Linked DNA regions of Homo sapiens: region 2 is linked to region 1. A link is a loop called in an ENCODE intact Hi-C map of the cell type or tissue named here. Cell type or tissue: A673. All regions are shown on one strand. Each heading gives the region's core, and the rest is flanking DNA. Links, peaks and the distances in the headings are about the cores only. Region 1 overlaps LOC124903305 (a long non-coding RNA gene). Region 2 holds the start of LRFN5 (leucine rich repeat and fibronectin type III domain containing 5).

Region 1 (16,696 bases), core at 7,498-9,997:
TATTTATCTTTACTAAGACCTTTACTTACATGATTTTGAAATACTGTAAAGTGTCCTTTCATTTCAATTGGAGGGATTCTCTTTAGCTTTTCCTCTAGGCCAGATCTGATGGTAAAACAGTCTTCCATCCTCTTTTTTTTTTTTTATCTGAGAATTTCTGAATACCTCTCTTAGTTTTAAGTACAATTTTGCTGGATATAGAATTTTTGGTTGACTTTTTAAAATCAAGTAAGATTCTTTTATGATAAAAGAATTTCAACATTTTTTGCTATTCCCTTGCCTTCTTACCATCATACTTTCTGATTACATTTGGGCTATGAATCTTATTGTAGATCCCTTGTTAGTGACAAGTTTCTTCTCTCGTTGCTTTCAAGATCCTCTCTTTGCCTTTGGTTTTCAGTGTGTGAAATGTGTCTAAATGTGGGTATAATTGAATTTTTCCACCTTGAAGTTTGTTGAGCTTTTTAGACTTTTAGATTCATGTATTTCATTAAAATTGGTAAGTTTGAGAAGTTGAATATTCTTTAAATATTATTTCAACCCCCTTTTCTCTGTCTTCTCTGGGACTTAGATAATGCATGTGTTAATCCACTTGATGGTTTTCTAGAGGGCTTTTATGTTCTGTTCACTTTTCCTCTTTATTTTTTTCTTTTTTAAACCTAGTAACTTAATCTGTCTTATGTTTAAGTCCATGCTGTTTTTCCTCTGCCTGATCAAATCTGTTGTTGAACACCTCTGGTGATTTTTTATTTCAGTTGCTATAATTTTACTTCAATAACTTCTGTTGTATTCTCTGTTATAATTTCTGTTTTTACTGATACCATAATTTTTTCATATATCCTTTTTTGTTTATGTTTTTTGTAGTTCTCTATGTTTTCCCTTAGCTTTTTAAACATATTTAAACAGTTTTTTAAAAATACTTTTCCAGTATGTGTGATGCCTGGCTTCCTCTGATACGGTTTATTTCAATTTACTTTTTTTCCTTTTTACTCATTCTTATTACTTTATACATCTTGTTGATTTTTGTTGAAAATTGGACATTTACATATTATAATATAGTGAATCTGGAAATCAAACTTTATTCCTTCCCTAAAGTTTGCTATATTTTCAATTGTTGAAGTCTGTGCTAGTCTATTTGTTTAGTTACTTTTGCAAGCTATTCTTGCCAAAACTTTTTTCTTGTTTTTTTGTGACCATTAAAATATCTGTTCATTCAGCTAATGTCTGACTAATGTTTTAACAGATATTTCCTTGAACTCTAGGAGCTAAAATAAAGATAAAACAAAGCAAAAATACAAAACATAGCAAATAAAATATTAGAAAATAATTACAAAAGAAAAAAGCTTTAGTATTTGGAGATTGTCTCCGTGCTGTGGCATTTTCATCATTTAGCCAGACTTGAACTGAGCCTAGGCATCAGCTCAGGGTGGAAACACAGAGTTTTCTCTGTTCCTTTATTAACATGTGTCTTGCCTTGATCATGTGCTTGGCTTTATAAATTCCCCTGTATATACAAGTGCTTTTGAATATCCTGATTTTCCAAAGAATTTCTTCCTAGATCTTAAGCAGTCTACTTTATGTCACAACTGTAATCTTTTACCTCAAGCATCTGTTTGTTTGCCTTGCTGCATTTTTGAGCAATACCTGATTCTTTAGCCTGAGATCCAAAACAGAGATGACTGCTTTTCACGATTTCTCCAGGTAGTCCCCAGACACAATAGAACAGACATACGCAATAATTTGTGAATAAGGTCCATTTGACTTTCTTCAGAATGAAGGACCAGGATTCTGAACTGGGTACACAGGGTGCTACTGCTTTAAGACTTGTGAAAGATGGACAAGGAAAGTAAAAATGCCACAAATGCCTTTCTACCATCTTAATTTGCAGTTTTCTTAATTTAGCATCCATATGGTTGAGGTAAATCTTTGACTATTTACCAGAGTTCTGTCAAAGTTGGTTCTGACAATTTCTGTGGAATAACAAGAGCTTGGAACTGACGACTCTGCTGATATCACTCTATACGGTTTTTGTTTTCTCTTGATAAGTATCTTGGTAATGGAAAGAAGAAACATTTTGGTCGTGATGGGAACAAGGTTGTTTATAGAATTTTAGAATGTTTTCATCTTAAAATGTTTTCAATATCACAAATCTGATTGTCATAATTGTTAAATGAATGAATTTACTTTGAGTTCACTAGCCTTATTTGTTAGGCGTAAATTTGTCATATGTGTTTCACTTACTTCTTGCCCAAACTATCAATGGCTCCTCTTTTATTTTTTAATGACCCTGATTTTTTAATTCCTCTTTTCATATTTAAAATTCAGTTCCAGGACCTAGCAACTATCACTTACCTGTGTGTCCTTAACTAACCCATATACCAGGCTTTCTATAATTAGTATATTACTAACTTCTGGAACCTTACTCCAACAAAGCAGAATTCCAAAATGCCACCTAATCTAATTATCAGTAAATACATTTTTCTCTATCTAGGTTAATAACCATTGTTTATTTGCTCCTATGATGACAGTGCCTCTTTGATGACTAAAAATTAAAAATGATCACAAAATGTTTAAACTTCAATCCTTTGCAAAAGAATGCATTATCTATATGCATAAATTATTCACAAACTTTAGTAAAATAGTTTATGTGTGAATTCATGTACAAGTCAACAATAAATACTCTATGTTGTGGCAGCGTACATGCAGGTCAATTGGGACTCACTAAGTATCTATGGATACGTTACTTTAAACTGTTTTTGTTGTTGTTGTTTTTGTTGTTGTTTATTTTTTATTTTTATTTTATTATTATTATACTTTAAGTTTTAGGGTACATGTGCACAATGTGCAGGTTTGTTACATATGTATACATGTGTCATGTTGGTGTACTGCACCCATTAACTCGTCATTTAGCATTAGGTGTATCTCCTAATGCAATCCCTCCCCCCTACTCCCTCCCCACAACAGTCCCCGGAGTGTGATGTTCCCCTTCCTATGTCCATGTGTTCTCATTGTTGTTTATTTTTAAGGAAAAGGAGCATTGTCTGTGTCTATTATGACATAAAATAGCATTTCATAAGTCTTAGGGCATTTAAGACATGCAAAGTTCTAGAAAAATGAAAGCAATAGAGTGGATCAAAATTATTTTTCCAGATCAAGTTAATAAGTTTGGTGCATTAAAAGTCTTAAGTTATTACATTTAACAATTTAGACATAAAACATTTAACTAAATACATTTAGAAACATTTTTTGAATGAATTTTTGAGTGGAGTGGCTTACAAAATGTCCTCAAGAATCTCCAATTCCTAAAAGCTGCTTATTGTATTTTAAATGGAATATTACAAAATTTATGACTTTTTTTATCAAACGTTTTCAATTCTGTTAACTATTTTTTCAGCATTTAGTATGGCCTGGGTATGATACTCTTTATTGTGAATACAGAGATAACAGACTAAAGACCTCCCATATGTTAGTATCTATATGGTATTTAAATGTGTGGACCCATATATTTACATAAGAATTAATATTGTTATGTCATTTAGGATCACAACTCTTTGGAAACAGTACAAATCAACCCAATGACCACTGAACAAGAAAGATGAAAAAACGTTTATACAATGGTGCTACTTAAAATGAGTAAGGTTTAATAAAATCCTCAAATCATAATTCTAATTATGGAAACACAAGATTCTACATTTTCATTTTGAATCCACTCTTAGTATTTTACCACATCAACTCAAACTACTTTTCCTGAGCTCTATACTCCATGTACCCTTGTGTTATTTAAAGACATATGTATCTTAAGTTCCTTTGATATTAGGCATTATTTCTTATTAAATTTTGGATCTCCTACAGTGCTTAGTTTGTTGTTGCAAATACGAAAGACAGATTATATATATTTGCTATATAAATATATTGTAACTGTAGCTGTATACAGAATGAACCAAGGAATGGCAAATTTGGAGTCAGCTATAAGAATGTGCAAGTCTTTCTATGATTACATTAGGGTAATAGCTAACAAAGAAAAGCTGAAATAAGATACAGAAAGTATCAATAGAACCTGCATTTTCATATTTAATAAACTCATATTTATGTAACACTTATTTGTTAGAATTCTGTGCTTCTTAGTCTTTTAGGTGATCTAGAGGAGAGAGTAAGTGACTTTTGAATATCTAACATGAGTTCATATCAAGTCAATGTCATGCACCTCATAGAAAATTTGGTTCCTAGACTAAAAGAGCATATTTTTATGGGAATAAATAAATATGGTAACAGGAAACTTTAATATAAGACATAACATATGCACAATAGTAAGCTTAATGGATACACTGTGAGAAATAAAGAGAAATACGTGATTATAAATTATTACATGTTTCTGAGTTTGGTGTCTCAGAATATAGTGATTAATACCAAGACTAATGGAAAAAGTGAGTAGTATAAAGCGTTATTTCCATTTAACCATGCATAATTTTAAGTTTTATAATGATAGCAATAGAAAATTAGAGCTTTGAGACTGGGGAAATGTATGTAGCTCTGAATATAAATTAAACTAAATTTAAACCTTTATTCTTGGGTGCTTAACCACTGTTTTCTTGCTCTTCTATGGGAAACAAACTTAATTTCTATCCTGAATGTACTGAAGAGTAATCACACACAGTCTTATCTAGTATCTTCTCTATAATTAATTTATTCAAACACTTTTATAGATTATGCTTTCAAAATTGCTTAACACTCTCTTCTCTATGATGACTGCCCTAACTGAGCTAAAGGGGCAAGTCAAGTGAATTAACTGATATTGCCTTAGCAATTGTGAATAGCTAAAATCAGCTGTATACATTTCTTTACTTTTTATTATTTGTGGATTTTTTTCATCGTATGCTTTTTATTTATTTCTTTTATTAGTCTTGATTTGCTTTTTACTTTCTTTAAAATCAGTAAAAAATAAATTAATGTGAAATGTAGATAAATTTAAGTTCATTTTTAGAACCTCAATAATAGTTTTTTTTTTCCAATAATTTCTTGTTGGCACCCTTATAGTGTTCTGCTGTTTTTTCTATTGACTCACTGGCAAATGCTGGAATAAATAGTACTCAAAAACTAGAATACTATTTTTGTTTATTTTTATCTTTAAAATATAATTTCCAAAGGTACAGAAAATAAAAATTGTAATAATTATTATTTAGAGGCAAATAAGTACCATTTGTATCCCTGGGCTTGTGATTCAAAAATCACTTTTCTTGTTTACGTAGTCAGTGAACACTCTAATCCTTCTTTGGGCAGATTCTGTGAAACAATGAAACTTGATCACCCTAAATTCCAGTTCTATGGTCCAATGGTTCTATTTCCTTCTCCACTCTCCTTTATTTAAGAATGAATAGTACAGTGTAGGCAAACCCTTTTATCAAGAGTGTTTTCAATGGATTTTTAATGACATCAAATGTTCTCTAAAACAACATTTCTCAAACTTTACTGGACATCAGGATTATCTCAGAAATGAGTCAGTTCGTGGCCTTTACCACTCCCTCAGCAAATTGTGTGTCAATCTTGAGTATCTCAACAGTTTACATCCTCTACCTCATCACATACATGATTCTAATGTAGGTGTCCAGAGAATAAAGTTCTGGGAAAGACTGGCCTGCTAAGGTGTCAAAATATCTGGAAAGTTGGAAATTCAGTTAAAAGAATTTGGTCTTCATCATGAGTGATTTTTAAATTATCTTTCTTATTTGGATTGACTAATGGTATATAAACGCAGGGAAGAAATAAATATTTCATGAAAATTGATTATTTGTTTCTGACAAAGTCAGCTAAAAGTTTCTTCACTATATTACCTAAGAAGTTAAATATTTCCCTTAAAAATGTTTTCATTATTTAAAATGAAATGTTTATTTTCAAATAAATGAGAAATTATTTTTATTAAATTTCACTGTTCTTAGTGATACCATTTCATCTTATATTAATTTACAGTTTGGAGGCCTTTTCTACACTACAAAATTTTTCTTCTGAAAAGACACTGTTAAACTTTGCAATGAATGCATTTATTTTCTTATCATTTTTACTTACATTATCACTCATGCTAAATTGATGTAACTTGTCAGAATAAGTAGTTGCTCTGTTTAATTATATAATTTTAATATTCGTGTAAATTAAACTCTAATGACAAAAATTAATTTTATCTATAAAGATATTTATTATAGTGCCTCTAACACTATTTTGAATGTTAGCTTACAAGAGGGACACATGGAAGTAGCAATAAAGTTTTCTAAATGAAAAAATAACAAGTAAGTCACTATAATTGTGTTTCTTACCATTTCAAATTTCCTGAGATCTCAGTGTGGCCAGAATTGTGATTAATATAAGACTTGATGCAAAGAAAAAGAGCAAATCTTCATTAGAAATTCAGGAATCGTTTAATTATAATTGTTTTCTTTAGTTCATTGAAATGGTCAAATTATTCTAATATTTTTCTTTTGAATCAATAAAGATACATAATGTCTTTATAGCAATACTAATTTTATTATGTAACATTTTAGTGCTCTATATTTTTGTAAAATATACATCCACAAGTTGCATTCCAGAAGCAACTAGATGCTTGATCAATCAACATTTTAATGCATCTAGTGTATTAAATTTGTGTATTTAATTCACAACAATGGTAATCTTTCCAGGGCAGTTTCTTTCTAGGGATCCTTTGAAGTTAGCAGCAAGATGAAATATTAGATAATTAATCAATATCCAATTACTTAATGTACGTAAATATGACAGACTTCTTATCTTTGCCCAGAGTACTAGGATTTAAATTCTGATAAATATCTATTTTGTGCCATCACTAGTATTTTTGTTGTCTTTCATCTTTTCCACTCTTATTCTATTTCTTTACATGGTGCGGTCTTCATGTAATATTCTACAGTTTTACTTTTTGCCACCCTTAATGCCTATAAAATCATTTTTAAATTATACTATTTACTCTATTCTTGAATTATGTTTATATATTCAGCTACATTTTCAAATTTTAATCTCAAGATATTTAACCTTAATCTAATTACATATTACTTAATTCTCTGTTTCTTAGTTGTCTATATGATTCTCTTTTGGTGTTGACTCTTTTGTAACTCTGTTAGTGTTTTGGTCCTCATAATTAATTGTTTTACTATTGTTAATACTTATTCTAATTTAACAATAATCCAAAAAATAAGCATAGTAGATAGATGAAGTATATGAAATATAGTACATTAAATAATAACAGTTACAACAATATTTAAAGGTCATCTACAAAAAATAAATGAAAATCAAATTTTGGCTGTCAAAATTAAACAAATTGAACTATAATAAAGGCCTTAGGCAGAGAGGACTGGCAGGAAATTGGAGCTAGGGAGTTAAGTATATAAATTCTGGGACCAGAGAGGTAGATGTGGGAAGAGATGCTATCTTAAATAAGATTTCGAAGACTGAAGCTATAGAAAAGATTTACCAATTTAAAGTTGAATCTAAGGGCAAGTAGAGAGTAGAAAACTTGTCAGAATTTCGTAAATGGAAAAATTGGTGAATAAGAAAAAGAACAAGATAAGATAATGAGATGCATTTTTAGATCTAAGTCAGCTTTCAGTAAATGACACATGACACTAATGTTTTGATAAGAGATGGTCAATTTTTAATAGTCAGGAGACTAAGCACAGTATGAAAGAGAGTAAAGAATGGTGATTAATTTCCAAAGGGCGATAGCATAATGGTACAGGATTCTTTGAGGTGGAAGCAATAAAAGGAGGGCATTATAAAGTTAAAATAGAGATGAATTTCACATGCATCTCTGGGTCTTCAGGTGATTCTGGTGCTCAGTCAGATGGCAATGGATATTTTATATTTTTAAATTTTATTAAATCTTACATTTTCTTTTCTGCACTTGGCCAAAGTGTGGTGCCTTAGAATGAAGAAGATTAAAGTTAGGCTGAAGTTAAAATTCTGAGTTAAAAATCCTGAGTGTAATATCATTGGACTATTTCAAAGCTAATTATTTTGGCTATTGGTTAACTGACTTATTTCCACAGAGTCAAAAAAAAGGGAGTTGTTAACGTTGTCGAGAATATAATTCAGGACTTCTGACTCTCCAGTGTAACCACTACACCATATTTTGATGACCTTTGCCTGACACCGCATGAAATAATTTATAAAGCTTTAAAAACTATGGTGTAGTATTTTGGGTTTCAATCTAAGACTCAAGTAAATGAGAGCAGTAGCTATTTTATGGAGCAAATACAAATTGATTTTAGTTGTAAGTGTGGTCCAATTCACTTAGCTTGAATTATTTAAGCATCACCTATAAATGTATTCAGTAGTAAATTACAGCTGAAAGCTTCATCTTCAAAAATAGAATGTTTCACTTTATAAGACTTAGAAATTCTAGATTCATTGTGAGGAGTTGACACAGCACTATCTTTCCTAGCTCAGATGGAAAGCTTTATTCAGCATTAGATAGCTGACGATGTGGGTTAGAAGACAGATTTAAATTTCTATAATTTCTAACATTATAATTCTATAATATTGTGTTTGTTTCACTTGTAAATAATGCATTTATCTAATTCCTATTATGATGTGTTGAGACTTATTCTCACTGATACTCATGGCCCTGATTAGAAATTAAGTAGACAAGTTTAATTTAGAGGCTCTCTCCTCCTTGGAAAATCCCCCAAATCCCACTAGATGGCACCTCACTAACGATCTTGCCACTGCTCTCTGGCAGATTAAACATTTCTCTATGGGAGGGAACCCAAGGTTACAATCTGTTGAAAGCACAGACAGGAGGCTGTGTTTTTCACAGAACATTACATAAGATTAAGACTATTTTAATTGTCTCAAAAAACAAAGATGGAACTAATACAGATCAAGCCATATTCTGTTGCCACTGTGATCTCCGTGAAGACTAAGCTCACTTAGGAGGTACATGATGAATGTCTTCAGTTTTCCTAAACAAATAATTATGAAGTTTGCTTTTGAGATATGAAAGTGCCCGGCAAACTCAGTAAAAGTTTTACTCAAATTTACTTGGCCTTATAAAGACTTTTTAATTACATCTAACATCACTTGTACATAGATTAGATCCCAGTGGTAGATTTAATTGAACTTAACCTTCTCATTGGTCACCAAATATTAAGCAATCAGTTCAGGCAAAGAGCTGTTATGTTAATTTAGAAGTATTAATCTGCTTATAATTAGCCCAAGACTGAAGGGATGGGGAAAGTAGACATCCATGTACAAGACCTTTTGTGGATCTCTTAGAGAATGGCTTTCAGATTGAATGAACTTCAAATTGAAGTCCAAATGCAAAATCTCACTACCATAAAAGTGTCTGAAATGGTTTAAGAATTCAAAGTTACTAACTTAAAAGTCAAGAGGAAAGAAAAAGCCTCATGGTCAATTACTTACTTTACTTTTAAATAAAGCATACATATTTTCTCATATAGAGAACTTGTGACAACTACATGGTCAAAACAGGGCATATAATTTACTAAACACATGATTAAAAACTGATATAAATGTGTGCATAACACAAAGTTGATAATAAATATTTGTTGGATAAATAAAAATATGAGGGGAATATTTCAAACATTGAAAAAATCATAACGAGATAATATTATTTGTTTGTAGATTTTTAAAATAATCACAATAGCTTTTCTCCTTAAATACTTAACTTACATTAATCAGGCATGTGCCTAAAGACCAACTGAAAAAAATCAACTACGATAATGCTCTTAATTTACTTATATGACATAATACCAGACAATTTCATTTTAAGTAACTTTACTAGGCTCTTGATTAAATTAAATAATTAATCTATCCAATGAAAATCTTCATCATTATACTTATAAATACAATTCTACACACTTGGTAATAATTTTACTTAATTATCTCTAAATACAGGTGCAAATCTAAGAAAGTACCAAACATGTACCTTAAGCCCTGGCAGCCTTTTTTCTTACAGGTAGCTTGTTATATTAATGCTATAGAATAACTCTGAAAAATATGTAAGAAATCTATAACACAGCAAACAGGTAACATCATCCAAAGATGAGCATGATATTATTAAAATAAAACAGTACTATGCTTTCTGCTACTAGTTCTACTACAACTAATAGAGGAAATTGTACCACTAATAATAAATTTATTTAAAATTTAATACTCGCTATATGGAAGGCACAATTTCTGTCACTTTAAGTTCATTAATGAATCACACTCTTATAAAAACCCTATAAGTTAGATATAAATGTTATCATATTTTAAAAAGGTGAATGAAAGTTTTAACAGCCTAAATAACTGTCCCAGGATGCCCAGCTCACAAGTCTCAGAAGCACAATTCAAACTCCAAATCTTTCACTATACCCTGTCACTCTCAATCCATATCCCCTGTTACTAAAATTAATATACTATCTCCAAGACAAAATAGTATTAGAACAATGACACTACGCTATTTGACTAGTAAATGTAATGTGTGAAGAATCTAATTTTTAAAAAACAATTTGTCACAATAAGCAGTCATTTTATTTCAAAATTAGTTTTAATATAACTTCATGTAGTTATGAAAAATGCATTGGGGACTTACTAGGTGTTTTTTATGTAGACTTCTATTTAATTTACCAACATTGGAGTTAGGTTTGATTATTGTTATTTTATAGATGACAAAACGGGAGCTCAGCTCAATTAAGAAAGAGCCCAGGTCACTCTGTGAGCATTAATGTCATAAACAAAACTTGGGTGTTTGAGTCCCAAACACACACAAATCATCATATATATGTATATAGACACGTATGTCTGGGTGGGTGAGTATACATGTATATACATATACCAGAAGTGGCTAGTGATAGGCATTAGGAGCAATTAGGAGCAGTTCAAATCACTGTCCACAACCTGTACCTGTTTAACCTGTTTGGCCTTCTGGAATCAAGTGTGTCTGCGCTATAAGCAATGGCACTTCAGGGAACAATTGGAGATCCCAAGGAGGTGATGTACAGGTGCGGCTAATTTATGGGATGCTCTTTTCTATTCTCTCATTTTTCAGCAAGATGTCCCTGTTACACATAAGGGAAGGCTTCCTGACCTTCCAAACTTGCTGTTACAAATTCTATTATGAACAAGACACTTACTGAAATCAAGATTGTCATGAACAGTGACTTCTGAGTTGAACATCTGACATGTGCTGCCCATCTACAGTGTGCTGAAGGTGCAGCTGGTGGGGAAAAAGCCCAGTGCCCTTTAAGCCAAACTGGGCTAAGTGACCCTTTTCATTCTTGATTGCAGTCTGCATTCCTGTATCTGCTCTGTGCCCTTTGCTCTGCTTGGCCTGGCTGAAGGAAGCACCTCTACTCCACCACCATCTGGGCCTTTCCTAAACCTTGTCACCTGAGAGCCATTCTCAACCTGCAGAACTTCCAGGACAACACTTTAACTTGATTACTTCCCCAACCTATGCCCTCCAGCCACCAGAAAGAAGCCTTCAGGAGTCCCTACAGCACCCACGCAGGCCCTCTCCAGTTTTCCCCCTCCCTTCCTGATGCTGTGAAAACCACAGAATAAATGTTTATCACTTTCAAAAATATTATATATATATATAATATAAATGAATTTTTCTTTTTACTGCACATAATATAGTACCCTGTTCACCTCTCAGATAAATAAATCATAATTATCATTTTCTGCTTTTAAATACCCTGAAAATATAAAAAGTTACATAAAATCAATTTTTTGAAACATAAGTGCCTTATAATTAATCAAACTGTATTCCTGTCTATTATATTAAGGTTTTTTTTTTCTTTTTCTGTGTGGTATAAATGCAACTATGAGAAATTCTTACAACTCTTTCTAGTCATAGAAGGATATTACTATTTTGAAAGCTTTAGTGCATATCAACAATATGACATTGAGAAATGTTGGATTAAGTTGTCTCACCACCAGCATTGCTTGGAAGTGCCTATCTCTCTAAACACTGTCACTAACATGGGGAATTATCATTAAAGAAAAGAAAGTCTCATCAACTTCTAGTCTTGAAAATATGTCATAATTATATAGGTAAATCCTTGAGTGCTACAGTTTAGTCATTTTTTACATGTTTGTTGGTTCCTATACATAGTACCATATTTTTATAAAGACATCAATTATTATCCATTAAGGACTGTTAAACATATCAGTAACTCATCCTTATATATACTGACATCTTTTCCAAGCTTCTCATTTATCAAGTTTCATATAATATTTGCAAATATTGGAGTTTTAATTTATATGTAGTTAAATACATACTTTATTTTCTGGGTGATTCTTTTCTGTTTTTTTTTTTTTTTGTAGTTGTTTTTATGCTTAGAAAGTTCTTCACTATTTTGATAATAAATATTAGCTAATGTTTCCTTTAAATTGTTATACTATTTGGAATTTATTTGTTGTTTTAAATTTCTACTACGTCTGAAGTATATCTTTGTTATATGATATATGCTAGAATAGATTTTTAATATTTAAAGTTTTTAAAATTTTTATTTGCACTAATTGTTGAATAATGCCTATATTCTTTATAGATTTTCTTTATCATCCTTTAGAAAGTACATTCTGTATACACACGGGCATACAAACACACACAGTGTTCCAACACAATCTATCATATCAACTTGACTGATACTACATCAATTTTTCTATTAATAAGCCACATTATTTAACTATACAATATATGTACTAAAGTACATTCTTGTAGAACTCTTGTTTTCCACTTGTATTTGTTAAAATTATCTCATATTGTTCTTCATGAACTAATAAAAGATTTGAGGGAGAAAGAGGATCTATACATTTAAATCTTACTATCCAAGAATATGATGTGATTTGTTCAAGTCTTCTCTTTTGTCTCTGAGTTAAGATTTATAATTTTTGTCTTATAAATCTGTGTATTTCTTATTAAATTTAAGGGAAACTCTTAAAAATGAAAAGGGTATAATTTTTGCTATTTTTTTCCTGTGTTCTCTCTAACTTAATGATCACTCAACTTGAATTGCAAGGTAATTTCTACAAGGGTCTCTCTCAGTTGCAGAGCAGTGAATGGTGGTTAAGGTCCTGTCTCTGGAGCCCAACATGTCTGAATTTGCAAACCCATCTTACCACTTATCTGTGTGCCCTTAGCAAGATAGTTAAGCTTTCTTTACCTCTGTTTCCTCATTTATCAAATAGAGTTATTAACAAAAAAAAATTCTGAGGTGTCTTGAGAAATAGAAGTAAGTTAATAACAATAGAAGTGCCAAACCATTATTAAGTGCTCAATTATAATCCCTAATCTTTTTAAGTGCTCAAATATAGGATGTTAACTATTATTAATAGCATTATATCGTACTACTAAAATAAAGTGAGAATATTCAATTAATTGGAAAGTCAATATACTGAAGAAATGGAGCAGTGATACAACCAATGTGTTTGGGTTTAGTCAAATTAATTAACTGAATTATGTAGCCATCAGAGACCGTGAGACATCCAGAATTTTAATATTCCTGTCAAAACAAGTCAAAGTATCATTTGATTCTGGTGAAACGATCTATGACAGCCAAAGGAGCATAATCTATAATAACAATTATTTTAGCAAAGTTAAAAAGTTTATTCATTATGATTATAATGATTTTTGCATTACTCATATATATTTCTGTTCTATAAGTTAAATGTAAATCATATGCCTTTTTAGTAATACATCAAATTAGTAGAACATATGTTTTAATGTATCTTCATAAATTTTATTTTATTAAAAAGATAGTATTTTGAGTAATGACATAAACAGCTTTAAAGTGAAATGATCTCGGATTTATTTATTACTTATAAAAGATTTTAATCAATAAATATGTATTCTTGATCCTGGAAAAAATAGAGGACTAAGAAAATCTACACGCCCTTCAGCTAAAAGACCTAGGCTTCCTTAAATATAACAATTAATATAATTATTCACACTAATAACAACAATAATTAGAAAATGTAAAGTTGGCAGAAATAAAAAAATAAAAATAAAATGTTAAACACAGGAGCCACTGTTGAGACTGCAACCTCAAACTGCTTTGGAAGAGGTGGTGGAATAAATATGAGACGATGTTCTGTAAAAACTTGGTGCTCACAGACATACAATCACAGGTTAAAAGACTTTGAGTCTGAACCAAACTCAGAGCAACAAATGAAACTGCATGAACCATAATGCTTGAAAGGCTACATCAGCATGAAAGGAAGAACCAGAAAATGCCTCCCTGTGCGTTACAGGCAAAAGAAAAAATAACCTTGTTTCTTCCTGGTTTGAGGGATAGTTTATGAGGCGTGGGGTGGAGTTTCCTGAGAAACTGAAAACTGTGTTTCAGAATCCTTGTGGGTAGAAAATTTTCAAGTGAAGAAAATATTAAAAATGGTACCAGGATGCTATTGTCATGTCAGCTTCTGGCTAAGGCAAGCACAAAATCTTGGGAAAGACAAAATGGCCTTAAAGAAAAATAAATAAATAAATAAACTCATACTTTTACACATTTAGTAAAACTACAGAACAATATTTGCAAAAAGATAACCATAAAAGGAGAAAAAAGCTCACTAAATTTTCAACAAAAGAACATTTATCAGATATATATTTAGGTATCTTAACCTCAAATGTAGGCCAAACACAATAGAATAATATCATCAAATCCATCAGTAAAAAAAGTCAACCCGATTTCTATATCCCATTCAACTATAATGTGAGAATAAGGGCAAAAACAGTTTCTTTTTTTCAGGAAAAAATATTCTGTCACTCACTCATGAAAGTGAAATCAAATCCAGTTGAGAGAAAGCTAGAAGAAACATTACACAGTGTAATTGGTAGGTATATGAGTAAATCTGAACAATCATAAACTATGAAAAATAGTAATGATGATAGTTACCAATTGAGAATATATAGATATAATAACAAGATAGGCTTGGGTTAATGAAAATTACAACATTCTATCTTAATATTATTCAGAAAGAGGCTAGTAGAGACAGCGATTAAGAAACTTCCACGTCTGAGTGCAGTGGCTCACACCTGTAATACCAGGGTTTGGGAGGTTGAGGTGAGAGGATTGCCTGAGCGTAGGCACTCGAGATTACAGTGAGCTCTAACTGTGCCACTATACTCCAGCCTGGGCAACAGAGGTAGACCCAGTCTCTAAAAACAAACAAACAAATAAAAAGAAAGAAATTTCTACTGTCTAAGTATTTGTGTAAATGTAAACCTAATTGCCAAAAATATAAGAGGAAATAATAGAAAATGAAGTGAACATGATAAATAAACTAGCAAGCTGAAAAGGAAAACAATTAATAGGTATATAAAATTCAAAGTTGAAACAAAGTTACTAGAAATTATCAATGTATGTATATATGTATGTATAATAGTACATGCTTTTAATAATATATAATTATAATATATATCACTGCATATTATTTACTATATATGCTTAGAAATAAAGAATGGAGAGGAGAATTAAAATATTGACTATAAAGTTATATATACACACATATTTGCATGTAAATATATTTACATACTAACCAGTGTATATGCATATATATGCTCAAATTGGTAATAAAAAGGAAAATTACTGATATTATTTCTGTGGTTCCACAGGAAAAAAAAGCCACTTTAAATCTTTATATCTCTAGAAACAAACTACTAAATTTATAAAGCAAACATTTTAACATTAACAAGTAGACAACAAAAGCTTCACAATCACATTGGAGATTTTAATGTGTAATTTGCACAATAGATAAATAGAATAGACAAAAATAAGCAATGATATGAAACATTGTAATTAACATATTTAGCAAATTTGACTTAAATAACATATGAAGAAACACTTTTTAAAGCCATTCATGGAATACTTAGAAATATTGACCATGTATTAAGCAACAGAAGAAATCTCAGCAGGGTCTTAGCAAATGAATCTGTAATCACATACAATTATTACAACTCAATAATGAAGATATAAGACTCAGCACCTTACTTTCTGAAATTTAAAAATTACTGCAAAATAATTCATTAAAATGAATATGACAAATTAGTCACATGAATACAAAAACACAGTATTGCTGTATCCCTAAAATTCAGTTAAAATAGCATTTAGAAGAAAACTTTTAGCATATATTTATATATTAGAAAGGAAGAAAAAATGGATATTAATGTGCACAACTTTAAATCTCATAAAGAACAAGAGAAATTGATAGAAAGCTTTGTAAGGTGACTATTATATGTAAATTTTGAATTTAATAAAGGTAAAAAGTCAAAGATATTAGTGACAAGAAAACGTTTTCTTTGTAAATGTAATTCAACCAAAAAATACTCCTCTGGTATGACTGATCAATAAGTATGAGGAACGTTACAAATTTTATATGTATATGAAATTTAAAATGTCACGAATTAATACTATAAATAAATTATATGTTCTTAAAGTAGAAATTTTAATTCAAGACAACTTTCACAAAATACAATTATCTATACTGACACAAGAAGTATAACAAAAAGAAAATAGACCTGTAATTATTTTCACACATGAACCACACGTCAGTTTTTAGGAAAATTCTATCAAATTTTCAGGAAATGAATCATCAATATTATGCAAATTGTTTCAAATGATGGAACAAGATGGAATTAACTCACTGATTTTTATAATTTAGCAATAATCTCTCACTGTATACAAAAATCAACTCA
Region 2 (16,696 bases), core at 5,462-7,961, 320 kb before region 1:
AAAAAATCAAGAAACAAGAAAAAATATTTCTGTAACTCAAAAGAAGATTAAATACTAAATACATTTGGTTCTTTTTGTTCCAATGAGAAATCTGTTTACCTATGTATGCCAGAAATATGCTGGGGTCTTCAACTCTGTATTGAAGTCAGTTGAAATATATATTTTGGTGAGATCTAGTTGCTAAAATACACTGTGTTCTAGGAGTTCAAGGTCAGTTGCAACATTGGAAACATGCTCCTAATATAAGCACATTTCGTTTTATATTTCAAAACTATGTAGATTAAAAAAATGTCAATGTTTGGATTTCATTTCTTCTGTTTAACTCAGATTTGTTTTGAATGATATCCCTTCATTTCAGAAACTTGTATTTCCTTGTTTCTTCATACCAATTTCCAGTCTTGAACTGTCAGATAACTTATATTACATTATATTAGTAAAAATAATCAAAGTAGAAATAACTCAATAGTGATTTCTCACCCAGGAAATTTGAAGGTAAGGTATTTCCAATTTACAATAAGCTTCTTCAGTTACATATAAAACAAATTTATGAATTAAAGTGATAACTTACCACATACTTTAATCCATGTAAATAAAATGCATAAGATGTGCAAACTAATTGTTAACGCCATTAAAAAAAACTAGATCATAACTTTTTTACTACCTTAAAGAGAAACTCAAATATTAAATAACAATATAAACAGAAACTCAGGTAATCTTTTGATATTCATCACTTTAACTGAAAAACATTCATATCTCCATTAATTACCTGAAATTAGCAAAATACTCTTTCTTTCCCCAAATCTTGGATTATTCTGGGAAGATAGGCAGACCAACACTTATCACCATTGGTCCTCAGAAAAATGAACTGGGAGAACAAGAAAATTGACATTATTTTAAAAGTGCTTTGACATAGGCAGTAAATCAGGGGACACATTAACGAAGTAAGGCAGATATACTATAGAGGTAAAGAGTTAAATCTAAATTATTTATGAAAAAAATTACTTCTTTTTAAATGTTAATGTTTAAAAGAACCCTATTCTAGAAGGAACTTGTTTGAACTTTTAAAAGTATGCCAACCTTAGAGTGGCTAATAACAATAGTTTTATGAGCAAACTAGAAATTGTTCTTGCAAACATACTAGTTTTTGACCTGCTAGGGAATAAAATTTAAAGAAAAAAAAAAAACTTTGCTAGCTCTGACATCCACTGGGAAATAATATGCTGGTCTCTCTCCCGAGGTCTTGCCGTTTTCTAGCAACAATCATGAAACAAAATAGAACCTTTCTTCTTCCTCTCTCTTTGCAAATTCTAATCAGCTTGTGTAGGAGGGAAAAGAGCAAATGCTGAACCGGGAGGGTGAAAGTTATCTGGTTTTAGCAGAGATTATTGAGATAAAATGAGGAAAGTAGAGGAAAGCACTTTCAAATATAATGCATGATACGCAGGAAGGCTACAGGAAACGGAAAGAAGTGTTTTCCTGGGCCTGGTAGGGCTTGAAACATGAAAGAACAATGAAAAGTTAAGCATTAAGCATTATTACTCCCAGCATTAAGGAAACGTGATTTCATCTTTCTCAAGCTGAAAACACACACACACACACACACACACACACACACACACAGTTTCTGAAACACACACACACACAAATTCCAGTATATATTTGAACTTTGTTTTGTCCCAACCCTTGACTTCTTACAGCTAGGTCAGTGTGTCCCCTCCCTACCTCAGTCTGGACACCATAAAAAAGAAAACAAGTTATTCAGCCCAGCGATGCAAGGTCTTCGGGTTTCTCATTCAACATTTTATACTTTGATCCCTGAGGTAACGGAAAATCCTCATCGCCTAGACTTTCATTGGTTCCTATCAGCTCAGCTGGAAAGGGTGGCAAGTGGGACAATCCTGAAGAAAAAAGAGTCACCCCCACGTCCTAAAGTACTTGGAAGTGCTCGCTGGGATCTGCCTGTACTCCAGGTTGGTGCAACTCCACCGCCCTCCAGTGAAGTCCCAGAAGCGATCAAGTTTAAAGTGAAAGGGGGATGGAAGCATTTTTTCTCCCTATGCCTTCGGAGTCTGTGGCTTCAGTTTGCTGCAGGTTCTCTCCGTGGACTTCTCAGAAACCTCAACTTTCCACTTCGAGGGACAGAAAGCTACAAGGAAAACGCTGATGGTTTTGGTGGAGATTCTCCTGGACTTCAGTGGTGTCCTCTGGTACATCTGTCCGCGGTGTCCCTTTGGTTTATTTCTGTGGTCTTCCTGCGCAGTCCCTCAGCGGCTCGGAGTTTGGCCTTCCAGCTCTCCAACTCAGATCCTGAGCCTCCTAAGCTCCCGCGGAGACCCTGAAGTCCCGGATCTGGCGCCGCTCGCCGACCTGGAGGGAGGCTGCACCGCTGAAGTGCAGTCTCGGAGCTGCGCTCCTCTGGAACAAAGCAGCCAGACGTGGCTTGAGTGGATTCCTAAGCCAAGGATTGGATCCGGAGTACCAGGGGCAGAGAGGGGGAGCAGAGGAAAGAAAGGAGATGTGAGGAGTTTCCACCTAAAGCACTTCACTCCTCGTGTTCTTCCCCGACAGAGATAGCTGTGTGGTTCTTCCTTACGCGTGGGTGCAGGTGTGCGCGCTTGGGGTGAGCCCATGGTTGTGCTCGAGTATACGGGCGCCTGTGCACCTCCAGGGCAATGGTAAAGCCTGGCAGAGCTCTTTTTGGAACAAAATGAAGGAGCTCCATATCCACGGAGGCCACCCGTATGGGCCTTTGCCAAGTAGGGCAGAAGAAGCCCTTGTTAGCCAGCTTCCCTTTGCAACTTCCTACTCTTCCTTTGGGTACAGACTGGTGTCTGGGCTAGCTAGGATCACAGCTGAGAGCGAAGGTGCTCTCAGTGTCCGAAGACCACGTGCTGGTGAACCCACAATGAGAAGCGAAAGGGTTTCAGGACTCTAGCAGAAAGGAAGAGCAAGATTTCACTCAGGGTTTCTTAGAAGAAAGAGTTAACTTTGCTCACTGGCTTTTCCAGGATGGAGGGAGTGGGGATAGGGTCGGGGAGAGAAGCATTGGGAGTCTTGTCGGAGTCTCAAGCAAAACCAGGCGAGGGCTCCGGGCAGATCCATTCCCGCAGGGCCCTGTCTAACCTCCTTTCCAGTCGCACCTCTTTCCTGCTTTAGACCCTGCGTCTGTGCCGGTGACCTTAGAGACTAGGTCTGGCTTATGAAGACTGTTGGGCTCCCTTTCTGCCCTTCACATAGTAAAATGTGACCAACTGCAGTATTCGTAATGTCTGATGCTGAGCTGAGTTGATTCCCAAATATAAATGTTCTTTTCAGAATCCGCTCCCATCTGATTAGTAAGCAAATCACCACCCACAACTAAGGGGACAGCGGAAGCCAGCCTCAGATGACTGAAACCCCCAAGTCAGTAGCTCTCCTCAAAATTTCCGGCGGGTTATTATAGATAATGACTTTTCCCACCGCCCTAAGCAGCCGAAGCTTGACTCAGTGATGATTCTCTCTATCCCGTAACTGCGAGGAAGTGGGCGATCAGCAAATTGCCCTTTTGCAGGAGGCTGGGGACGCCCCTGGAAGTTCGCTTTCATTCTCCAGGTTTTCTGCCTTTTCCCTTCCCCCTTCCTGCAACGCCCCCGCGCCTCCTCAGCCTGGGGATTTCCTGGCGCTTCGCCGGCCCTCTCCGCAACCCCCTGATAAATCGGTTCAGAACCAGTCTGGCTGGGAGGCCCGAGGGCTGACAGCAGCGGAGCGGCCCCGGCCGGGGTCTCACGGACTCTCGGGGTCTGGCCGACACGGCCGCTCCCGTCACTGCAGCGCGGGCTGAGCTCACGGCCGCGCGCCCGCCGCCGCCGCCGCCGCCGCCTTCATGCTGCAGCGCAGGGCTCAGTTCCACGCGGCCAGGAGGCCGCCGTTGCCCACACGCGACGCTTTGGGAAGCCCAGCTCCCGGGTCCGCCCCGGCCGCGGCCGCAGCCCCGGACCTCGGCTGCTTGCCTCGCGCCTGAACTGCGGACTCGCCCCAGCGCGGTGGCCAGCGGGCGGGGCGCTGTGTTCCGCGGCGCGCAGGGAGGCGGTGAGCGTGTGCAGAGCTGCCCGAACGGAGGACTATGTATGTGTGTGCGCGTGTTTGCGTGTGTTTGAGCGTGTTTTTCCTTCTTCCCTTGAGGATGTGAATTGTTTAGCAGCTGGCTGCTCCCTTAGGATCCTTGACTTTGGGGAGCTCTGGCTGTGAACACAGCCCACCCATATAATCCATTTTGCACGGTCCGTTATATCAGAAAAAAAAAGCGCAACTGGACGGGGGTGGGGCAGACCAACGAAACCTAGACAGACACACACACACTCAGAGGAGAGAGGAAGAATTGAAAGACTTGAGAAGACTTTGATAACCTCCCTGCTGGCCCTTCTGTGTTCCGGAAAGATCCTGGATGTTGGCTACCTTTTCAAGTCATCTTGGCATGTCTCTAGTGTTTTGTAAGCCGCTTTCCAGCTAGCTGCGTGTGTGTGTGCGCGCGCGTGTGTACGCGCGCGCCTATCTGATGCATTTGACTGTCTTTTATCCAACTGCCCAGAAGCAAATGTGTTAACTCGGCGATGCCCCTTCATGCCCGGGTTCTTGCAGAGCTCTGAGGACGCCCAGACCCATTTTCCTGGCTGGATTTGGAGCGGCTGCTGGGCTGTGGACCCAGGTGTGTGGATCGCTTTACCCAGAAGCTTGGAAAGCGCCAATATTAACCTGCTTCCAGGTACATCACAAGGTCAAGAGAGTGTCTTGCAGCCCTCTTGTTTCCGTGTATCTACACCTTCTTCTCTTGGCCAGAAGGATATTTACGTTTTGGTTCACAGCATTTGAAGCCAAAAGTTCAGCCCTTCGAACTGGTTTGCTATACAAAACAAAACAAAACAAATAAGGTAATGAGGATTGCTTATTAAACTGCTTAACAAAATCCCCGACTCTTCCTCAGCCCTTTCTCGGCTCCCTCCTCCCCACCAAAATGTCACCAGCTCTTGAATTACGTGGATTCGGGTTGGAGGAGAACTTGAAGGAAACGTGATTAAAGGGCTATGCGAGAACGCTCTCTTTGCTGCCCGCGGTCCGGTGGGCTTCGAAGCCAATCGTGAGAAGGACCGGTTCCCTCCGTGCTGCTTCCTCCCCGTGCAGTGCTGGGTGTGCGTGTGCGAGTGTGAGTGCAAGTGCGCGCGCGCCCGGGTGCGAGTGTGTGTGAGTGTGAGCGTGTGTCTGTGTGTGCGTGCGCGGCCGCCCTGCCTCTGCCCGCTCCCCGGGCGCGGAGCCGCGGGTTTCATGGGGCGATTGCAGCGATTCCCCCACCCAGAGCGACCTGCGGGCAGCGGCGGCAGTGGCAGGAGCCGCCTTTCCGATTCCCTACGATGCGGGTGCTGAGCTATGGCAAAGGGCAGCGAAGTGACGAGCGAGACCCGCGTACGACTGTGAAAGCCACCTGGAGCCACCTTGCCGGGATTGTACCTGCAGGCAGAAAGTCTTCCTACGACCGTCTTTTCCCTTAGAGGCACCAGGTAACAAACCAACGATTACTCGCCTCACCCAATTTCCTTTTGATCTTGTTTCTAGTGTCTTATCTGCATTGCAGGCTACTTTACTTATTAATGTTTTGAAAATCATTGGGAAGGGTTGGGTATCCAAGGGCGCCTGCTCTGTGATTTTGTAATACGATTTCTAGTAGGTGAAATATAAATCTATACCTAAGCACTTAATCTAGTAGTGAAAGCTTTGAGAATATGGATGTGCTCCACCCTGAGGATATTTTTTGAGAGCTAGGCGTGTGGAACCTGTCTGAAGATGCCAGAGATCAAAATTCTGTGTTTCCTTCAGGCTGTGGTTGCCACGGACCATTTGGTACCCAACCCTTTCCAGATTGTGAAGTGTGAGTGGGTGTTTGGTTTCCACCCATCATTTAAACCAAAGATCTTTTCTACCCTTTTCTACCTCTGGTGCCAGGTTGTTTTCCTTTCCTTGTTGTGGAGGAGCTTGCCAGATCTTTTTAGTAGTTGTAAATTACGCATCTGGAGACTTTGACTCGAAATGGAGTTTTCTTGGAACTTGGTTTGCATGAAAGGGAATACATATTGTCACGGCTGTGTGTCTTGAGATATGGTGTTTAACTGCCAGGACGTGCTTTTATGTAGCAGAATAAATCCATGAAAGAAGTCATTTTTATATCTAGCAGAACCAGGCTAAAACGATAGCCACCACCCAACATTCTCTCCAGCTGTATTGTCCCCGTCACGGACACGCAACTCCTTTGCGCGTTTTTTTGTTGTTGTTGTTTGTTTGTTTGTTTTATCCCTGTATAATAGATATTTTGAATTTTTTTTTTCCGGTGCCTTGATTTACAAGGAGCAGGTTGGATTTGCGACTGCCTAATTAACATATTGGGTCTGGTATGTTAAAATGAGATTTCCATGGCCGGCTGAAGCAGAACAAATTTAGTTAACTTCCAAAGCCCTTTACCCTGGCGCCTTTTTTTCCCCTGAATTCCCTTTCGTCTTATCTCAGCGCCCGCCCCCATCGGAAAATTTCACTCCTTTCTCGAAGACATTAGAATTAACAAGATAAAGCACTTCCAAAGTAGTCTCATCAATGTTTTATTCCATAGTGAAGACGGTCTGAATAATTTAACTAAGGAGTGTTCGTTTGTCTCCCGCCTTTGGGAGCTGCTTGCTGGCTACATTCAGCGGAGGATTTGGCCCAGCCAAGCTCAGGGTGCCCTGCTTCAGGAGGCAGTGACTGGGGCTGCTGGGGGGCGGGGGGTTCTCTTTGCTAACGCCGTTTAGGAAGTGTAGGGGCGCTGCCTGATTTTCCCCCACTCGCTGCATTTCTATAGATATCCATATGATGGCATTTGCAGACTTCTAGCTGGCCGATAGCTGCTCTGCTTGTCCCTGCGCACTGACGTCCCCAACTCCTCTTCGAGTCTGGGCTCGGCTGCTGCTGCAGCCCTCGCAGGCTGGTGGTGCTACAAGGCCATGTATGCAGCGGGCTTTGGGGGCTGGGCTCTGCCACTGCAGCTGGCAGGACGGCTTTGACACTTTCTCCGGGCAGGGCGGAAGAGCTCAGCGGACCCCCTGGCAGACAGCAAGCGCATCGTGGCCGAGGCGGCCGCCTGGATGCGAGAGGAGGGAGATGCCCAGAGCCACAGAGGAGCGTGGAGGGCGGTGGTGTCCTGTCTTTGCCTGCAAAACCTTTCTCTCTCTCTCCCTCCCCGCGACAATGAATATTGAAGAATATGGAAGGAAAGCTGGCTACAAAAATGTCTTGATATTCAAATACTGCATGATTTATCAGGATTAAAAACCTGAAGCTAAGTGTGTATTTCCTAGATTTCCATTTATTCCTCTTTCTTCCCTCCCTTCTTGCTCTCCTCGGTTTGATCATGTCATTTATACCCGTATTGTTTCTAGTTGAAACACCTCTGTAAAGTCAACTAACCTCCCTCTCCCACCTGGTACCCAATAAACGTGAAAGAGGAGAACATGATTTCCACTCTTCAGATAGATTTGCTTTGTAACTTCTAGCTCCAGGGATAACCAAGGAATGATACAGAAGATATCTCGACTTTAACAGAACTTTACCCCTCTGAGGTCCCAGGGAAGGTAAAAAAAAAAAAAAAAAAAAAAGTGTATTGCCTGGATTAAATAATGAAATAAATGAAAGGTAACAGATAATTGGGAATAAATTTAAAAAAGGATTTTTTTCTTTTATCTTCTCTCTTTTTTTTTGTCTTTTAATGAATTTACTTCTAATCCTCTTATCACTCAGAAAATCTTAGAAATCTGATTTGTGTATTCTAAACGTCTGACAAGGACCCCACTTTGTCCTCCCAAATTACCCCAGAATACTATTACAACAGTATTGATATCATACTTACAATATTTGTTAGCAAGTAACTCATACCTATCTAGAGAGTGCACAAGAAAAAAGAAATGCTGGTGAATATAGGTACTTGGAAAATAAGGTGTTTTCATCACCTCCCACCTATTTCACTTTCTTCTGGCCTTTTCCCACTAAGGACTCGATTTTTGCAGGTTAAGCTTTGTTCTTCCGCCCTCAGCCTCAGGGAAGGCAAAGCAAATGCATTAAAATGGATGCTGAATGCTCAGAAACCTGAACATAGATGATGGTGTGATGCATGTTTGAAAATGTCACTCATTGGTGCAGATTGGAGTTAGGTTAAAGGTCATAACTAAATAGAGCTACTAGCACAAGGTTACATGCACAGAAGTTCCTAAGGCGGGGGGAAAATATTTCTGCCACCTTTTTCTTCTCCCTTTTCTGGAAAAATGGAGAGGGTACAAGTTACTTTGAAAATCTAAGTCCACTGTCCTTGTTAAGAATTGTCTTTAAGTAGAGCTGGCCTGGCTCACTAGCCTGGTTCATTGATGAGTTAACACTTCAGGTATTGATAGGAAATTTCCCAGCCAAAAGCCTCCTTCTTTGTAAGCCCTCTTTTAGTCACTATTAATAGGGACAGAACAATAAGATATCTATAAGAACAAGCATAAGCAGATAGGTGAAAAGAAGTTGTCACTTGATTCTTGTACCTCGGATAATTTCTTTTAGTCATTTTTTTCCCTTTCTCTTTTCAAGAGGAGAATGACCTTGAACACCAGCCTTCTGTTCTTTCACATACGTCTCTCCTTCCCTCATAGATCTAATGTGTATATGAGCACACACACCTTGTTTTTGAAATATGAGATTCCTGTGCTGGTGTTTTGGGAGAAGTTCATAAAGGTTTAGTTCTGACTGATAGCAGCCAGAAGTGATTTCTTTCCTTTTTCTCAAGAGGCGATGGCAAGACCTGTAGTTACCTGTGGGAGAATACCCCCACCCTATTCCCTCTTCAATTATTTTTGTCTCCTCTGTCATTAAATGGATTTTGGGTGTTAAAGCAGTATCTAGTTATGGCATTGGTGTTTAAATGATCTTCATATGTTATATCATGTTTTATCACTCTTTCATCTTTTCATAAATGACCGTCATTTTCCTTTGTCCATTTATATCAGTGATCTGGATCTTCTTGCTGTTTGAAGCACTTTTGGCTTAGTAGTTTTGCTGAGTTTTCTTGCTGGTGAAATTGAGATCTTGCTTTCTGCTGACCTATTGCTGTGATATATGGTTGGGATGAGATGCTTGCAGGTATCTAACAATATTTCTGCCTCTACATGAAACTACTGCATAATATCTACTAAATTATATATTTAAAAATAAATGTGTCATAAATAAGATTGCTAATAAGTATTATTGCCAATTTTGAGGCTGGGAAAAGGAAGCTACTTGAAACTTCCTAAAGGCTTAACTGGCTAACCTATTAGCTTATTTCAGTGATTTTTATTTTCTGTTTACTTAAAAATGTAACATATTGGCGTTATCTTCAGGGTTTTGTATGTAGTATAATGAATTTTATGTTTTATGTATTATTGAAGAGTAAAACTGGAAATTTGGACCTTATAGGTGTGAGAGCCCCTAGAATACATAACTAGCAGATAATTTTGCTAAATCATTCCAATGACACACATGTGCATAACTCTGTCTTGTTCAACAAGCCTTGAGAGTGAGACTTCTTATTCTGGTTGCAGAGCCCACATTTTTATTCCCATGGCATCCTTCAATCATTGAGGACTATTTAGAACCTAAGGCTGTATAATTTGTTCATTACATGGTATGTGCATGGTGAAATTAAGAAGTATTATGTTCATAATTATTGAAGCTATTCCAGTTAGAGGTGAACCATTTTTAGTATGCTCTACCAACATAAATTGTATGTTATTATGAAAATTCCAGTTTCATATAACAGAAGACAGAAATATAAGAATTTAATTCAAAGATAACCAATGCTACTTTTAAGCTTTTTCATCATATTGTTGTGAAAGATACTGTGTTGACAAAATGATTTTTAATAAACATAATTTAATTTTACATAAACATTTTATGTGACATAATTTAATACTAATTATGAAGTTGGTTAATAAGTGATAAAAATTACAATGGAATTACATGGTTATATAACTCTGCTGTCTATCATTTTACTGATTCCAAGTAAACCACATGAAAAGGATTTATTGTTTAAACTACAAACTACATTTGTAATATTTCTCAGAAATTGGTTTTCATAGACAATGTTTAAGTTACATGGTCATATTGGCAGGAAAATGTCAACCGACAAGTTTTGCTCTTCTTAGAAAATATGTCTTCTTTGGGCATATACCCAGTAATGGGATTTCTGGGTCAGATATTATTATGGTTCTAAGTCTTTGAGGAATCACCACACTGTCTTCCACAATGGTTGAACTAATGTACATTCCAACCATGGCACATATTTACCTATGTAACAAACCTGCACGTGTACCCCAGAACTTAAAATAAAATAAGAAAATATATCTTTTTACAAAAGAAATCTATCAAAACTCAAAGCTCACACTGTTCTTGCATTTTTTTTTGTGGGAACATATATATAATTTATTGCTCTAAAAAATCTTCCCAACAAATATTTCGAAAATGGCATTATAATCCTTGTGGAAAACAATTGTAGAATTTTGATAGAAAATGGAATCTATTTTAGATTTTACAAGAATAAAAGACTCTAGAAAAGAAGTAATACAATAAATGATTAAGGTTTCAGCATACTTTTAACAAATTCTGGGAGCAGTTTCTGAATTCTTAGAAAAAAAACAAAAAAACTAATTCATTCAATAGATGCTCAATCAGAAATAGCATATGTAATCAGGAATGGAAGCCTAAACAATGCTGTTTATCTTGATCTATTTTCACTCCACCATGTTCAGCTCTTTTGAGGAAGTGCTCAAGAGCCTTGAAGGACAAACTTCAATTTACTTCTTGATTCCAGTCTTCATTTTTACTCCTTATTTTCTATCTTCAAGTAGGTTTTCCATGGATTTTAGTGGTATTACCTCCCGAGTAATAGAATATTTGTATTAATGTGATTTACTAGTGGGGACATACCAACTACATTACTGTGAAACCTAACTTTCTCTTATCTCCTTTGGAAATATAGGATGTGGTACTTTTCTTATTAATTAGCTCTCCTTTTATTATTTTTTTGTGGTGTGAAGATTTGTCAAGTTTTTGAATGGTTTATTTGCACTTGTTTTTATTAGTGTTTAGACATTTGTACAGTAACATTAAAATACATATAATTTATATGGCAGCATTGAACACTACATGAGTAGTGCATATGCTTTATTTTACGTGGATAGATATCTTGACATCATTAATATTTACAAATATTTTAATTTGGAATCCCGCACTCAACAAAAATAGGCCTAACTTTAAGTGAAAAGTTTAAGGTTATTTTTAGGAATTATGTTAGGATATTTGCCATGTATTGACTGTTCAAATATCAGGCACTTAAACAATATATTACTGGACATTGGGTCCTGACCTCAATAACTTATTTTCTTAGTAACATGAAAAATATAAACAAATTAATAAGCTTGAAAGTAATTTATTAACTGAAACTTTTAGTTCTATTTTGATGTTCTACGCTTTGTAGTAGGAGAGAGAGAAGAAATTAAGAAATCATGGCTGTGTTTTGTAGAAGTTGGTATTGTGCAGTAGTTAGAAAAAGGAACTATGGAATTCTACCCCCCTTGGTCACAGCCCTGTATAACCTTGAACAAGTCTTTGAACTTCTCTGAGCATCAGAATCCTCACCTAAGAAATAGGGCTAATAATATGACTTATGCAATCAGACGGTCTGGAGGTTTCAGTGATATAGTTCATTAGGCACCTGACTGTTATTAACATTATCACCATCACCATGATCATCTCATCATTAGCTAGCATGAGCACCAAGAGGGAAAGTATAAAGGAGGTAATAATCGTATGGCTTCAAAAGCTCACCAGACCAGGGGTCATAATATAGTCCAGTGTCTTCAGGAACCAGGCAGAAGATGTAAAGCAGAGAATCTAGCTGAGTTTAAGAAATCGTAGGCTGTATTTCTAATACTCTGGAGAATGCATGACTTAACCACAGATGTTCAAATTTATATTCATTTTAATCTCTGATGGACATGGCATTAGGCAACTTGTAAGTTCTCCTGACATATATATTCAATCTTAAATTTTTTTTAAAGCATCTCTGCCAAGTGGTCATCTTGACTAAGCTTGAGTAACTTTAGTGATTCCCAAATCACTCCAACTAAAATATATTATTTCACTTTTATATAGATGTATTATAATTTTCTCCTTTAACTTGAGCCAAAACTCTGGCATCTTGTTGCTTCTAATTATTTTTAGCATGGTTGAAAGAGGCACACAAGTCTAATTCCTGAGATAGTACTTCTAGTGTTTGCACTGAGTTCCTTGAAATTTCCAAACCACAATTGCTGTGCTTATGACTAAACATATCTTGGCCCTAAACTGGTTTGGGACAGTTTTCTGTATATCGTGATTTCAAGTCCTTTTACCTTTAATGGTTAATAAATGTTAGCTATCATTAGTCTTCATCATCACCATTTTCTGGAATGTTTTCATTTGTTATCCAAATTTTTGCTGAAGCATGACAACAACCACGTGGGTAGACTACTGTCGAGTTAAGCAGGGCCATTACTTCATTGCTTTTGGAGCAGAGAAAGCAAGAAAATGCTGTAACTCTCCAGCCGGCACTCATTTTAGATGTTACCATTTGATCAATGTTTTCTTCTTGCTGATCCTGGACAAGGCATTCGGGTTCTTAACATATATACCTCTTTTTTAAAAAAATAAAAATTATTTTTAAACATTTTTGTGGATACATAGCAGGTGTATATATTTCTGGGGTACAGGAGATGTTTTGATACAGGCATGCAATGTGAAATAAGCACATCATGGTGAATGGGGTATCCATCCCCTCAAGCATTTATCTTTTGAATTACAAACAATCAAATTACACACTTTAAGTTTACCTCTTCAAGATGCAACAACTGGTCAATCCAAGTTTGATCACAGGATTAAACGTATTTGCTATTATGAATCTTGACACTTTTTGAACATTCAGATCATATGATTTACTCATGATGACAAAGTTACTTAAATCTTTCCCAATAAATAGAGAAAATTCACTCATACATTTTAATGTTATTGTTCATAATAAATATGAACAACAATGAAATGGAGCAACACAAGAAGAGTAAATTTTCACCTTACTCTAAGGTGACTGGCTGGCTGCATCATGAGCTGTCTGTTCTAGACAAGAATGACTCAAGCCCATTCTTTAATTCCTTTAACATTTATTTGGCATTTAATGCATACTTGGATTTTCTGCTAACCACTTCTCCTTTAAGTCACAGAAGCCAAAATGGCATAGATGCCACTCTAGAAAAGTTGCAGTCTAGAGTGAGAAACAAACATTCTTTCAGAGAGGAGCCCTAGTCCTTAATCAGTCTTGATGACATTCTCACACCTTTTCCTCTAGATGCCATTGATCTCTAGATTATTTACTAAATTAAGTTTTGTTACCTCCTCCATTGTTTAATAAAATTGATGATTAAGCTCCTAGCAGTTTTTCAGCCTCTATATGAGGTTATCTAATTCCTAAAAGAGGGAAAAATAATTTGAATACAGAAGAAAATGACATGTAAACTTACTTGACTAAGTATCCTGGTAGAATGAGTCTTTTGGTTATCAGCATTATCCATAGTCTTGAATGTTGTCTTTAGGCATCCTGTTTAAAAATTATTAAAAGTATTGCATTTGATGTGAATTCAAATAGTTGTCAAGATCAACACACCACATCTAGGTATAGTTATTTTCTTAATGACTCCTTCAATATATATGTTAGTGATTGCAGAAGACCCTTGGGACCAATCCAAGATATGTTTAAGGCAGTTTATAAATTTGCCCCTTCTTTTATTCTTTCTGTCTCAACTGTAAAGTGTTTCTTCGATTTTCTTTGCTCTTATATAGCTAATTGTTGTCAGTGTACTTGCTTTCTTTTTAAACTTCCTGATAGGAACTTACTAAGAAAATAATAAGATTGCTAGGTATGTTGGTAAAATAAGGACCTGAGGCTGAATGAAAGTCTAAGGCTTCATCCTCTGGGACAAGCACATGAGCTTTCCCTGTACTTGATGAGGATAGCACTCAAAGATGCTAATATAACTTGGATAATATATAATGGATGATGATGATCATCAGCATCATCTTCATCATATTCTGAGAAGGTGGTCTTTTCCTGGCACTGTAGATTTTTACTTTTCTGTACTCTATGCACTAACCCTATAGCTTTATCATGATTGTCTCTGTTTTTTAGAGGAACATACTGAGGCCCAGGTGGTTAATTTGCTTGCCCATGATTATACAGCTAAGATGATAGGGCTAAAATTAAAATCCAAACATTTTTGGTTCTAAAGAGGATGCTCTGTTGGCTACACCTAGGGGATTGCCCTTTTCTCCTGCTTATGGCTGTTTTCCATTGATTATTACAAAAAATGTGTTTTTAGTCTCCTTTAAGGATTATGAGCATCCTCTGATCATATATCCTATTTTTAGTTTCTCATGTGCTTTTGGTACTCTATGAACTGCCATGTCTTATATCTGTATGTTTATAAAAGCACTTTATCCACTAGGAGATTCTGTAGTTGTTTGTATTGAGAAGGTATTTGCATCCTGAGTCTGGGATATAAATATATACTAAAACTTTTTGATAAAATAGTGTGATTTTGGGTGATTTGCCCTCTTTAATTTTCAGTTACCATCTGCAGGAGGGACTGACATGCCATTTAAATGGACTGGTATGCTGTAAGTAATAAATAAATGTTCAGGTTAACATGTTTCCTAGTGCAAAGAATCAGAACATACTGCAATATCATGATGGGGTGAAACTTACAGATCATCTGTCCATCATGAACACTCTGGCATTTGTCTCATCATGTTCTACCTTCTACTCACCTCTTCTTTTGCTGTGCTACTTGTGTAGACTGCTGTTGATGCTCTTAATGAGTGCTTCAGGTGTTACTCCTGTTACCTCTTCCGTTTGGCAGAGGGTGGAAAAGAAGGCACTTGACAAACTCATTTTCTCATCTTGAATCACTGTTGTTATTTCCATGACAGAGGGGCTAGATAATGGGCAGTCAAAATCTGGGCTTAATTCTAGATATAACTGTTATCAGGACAAATCTTTTCTAAAGTAAGCCCTGTCATGTTTTCCTATCTGTAAGCTACGTTGTTACCTCTTGAATTCAAAATGGCCGCAAATTCATTGCAGTGCTTCTCATCAAGAATAGATGTGTGTTTCTCTTCTCTTTGAATCTGAGCTGGCCTTTTTACTTGCTTTCAACAACAGGGATTGCAGAGGTGATATGGTATAATTTTCAAGCCTAATCCTCCAGAGACTATGTAGCTTCTACTCTGCTCTTTTCAAAAAATGTTACCATTATGTGAAGAAACATGGATTCCTCTGCTGAGGACAGGTGGCCTGGCTAACAGCCAGCTCCAATGGCCAGACACGCAGATGAGGCCACCTGAGACCATTCACACATATTCAAACCTCCAGATAATTATAGTCAGAAGATTGACCCCAGGTGAGACCAGCAGAAGAACTAACCAGCTGAGGCTAGCCCAAATTGCTGACCCATAAAATCATAAACAAATAAAATGGTTGTTACTTTAAGCCACAAAATTATGTAATCAGAATAAATAACTGAGACACCTGTCTTAGGTACTGAGACATAGCCAGCCACCATACCTCTCTAGAAAAAAAGCCTGGCTCTCTTTTTAAAAAATATTTTCAACAAATATTTGTTAAATATCTACCATAGCTAAGCATGATGCCCCTCAATCCATGGATTCATATATTTTTGAGGCAGAATATGTTTTTTTCTTACACCTTTGGAAATATTTGCTGATTTCTCAGTAGGTAAAATTTTCTGTGATATTTCCTAACATGTGCATGATAAGTAATTTTGATTTGCCTAATTTATAACGTAGTGACTTATCATTGTATTAGAGAAGCTTCTCTGAAAAGGTTTTCCTCTTGTGCTAGGAGTAATTTCACCTAAAACCCAAGGGAAAATTTGGCTTTTTTTTCCTCCAAGTGGTATTTGGGCTGGTTTAGTTCAGTGTGGTATTCTGTAATTTCTCCAAGATTTCATTTTATCTTCTAATTATATTTTGGTGATTCATATTTACTACTCATTTCTTTTGTAAATTAAATCGATATTGCACAATTACTTTATTCTGGGCCTTGATATTCATCTTTTAGTAAATAATCTCATTTATGTATCAAATTACTCTACAGGTATTTGACATACTATTACAGGTATAATGAGGTGCAGGGCATAGGTCATGGGGCATTACAATTATAATTTCATAACTTTCTGATTATTATTTATTTGCAGAAAATAATTAAAATGAGTGTATTTGACTTCAGTGTTTGTATTTTTAGTAAAAGAGATGTATTTGTGAGGGGGTACCTGAAAATGCATGTCATATTCACTTAAATATTTTCTTCAAAGGTATTTTGTAATTGGGTTGAAAGCCTCCCTGGATTATGTTGAATATAAAATATTTTATTTATATTTTCTTTAGAATCTAATGTAAGATAGGTAATGTGTGGTATGCTTTTTATTTGAAATTTCTACTAGTAAATTCTAAAATAACTAGGTTTCATATGCTGCATATGGCAATATATGTATATTGCAATATATGTACATATATATGTACA

Evidence for each region. Peaks named below come from ENCODE experiments on the same cell type or tissue, not always from the same donor. Only the 100,000 strongest peaks of a DNase experiment are listed, where the experiment ranks them.
Region 2: it touches region 1 in a loop (12-fold over the local background); 2 of 110 quality-filtered maps call a loop at or near these places.

The regions. Positions count from the first base shown.
Region 1 is chr14:41,916,899-41,933,594 of GRCh38, forward strand. LOC124903305 (a long non-coding RNA gene) reads left to right here. Exons shown (of 2, transcript XR_007064134.1): 2 at 11,287-16,696. Among named protein-coding and RNA genes, the nearest start is that of LRFN5, 320 kb to the left of the region's middle. In A673, for the core only: a CTCF peak has its summit at 8,702 (motif pointing right); a DNase peak (open chromatin) is centred at 8,733.
Region 2 is chr14:41,603,032-41,619,727 of GRCh38, forward strand. LRFN5 (leucine rich repeat and fibronectin type III domain containing 5) reads left to right here and starts at 3,845. Exons shown (of 6, transcript NM_152447.5): 1 at 3,845-5,531. In A673, for the core only: a CTCF peak has its summit at 6,965; a DNase peak (open chromatin) is centred at 6,960; H3K4me3 peaks cover 2,500 bases; H3K27ac peaks cover 2,071 bases.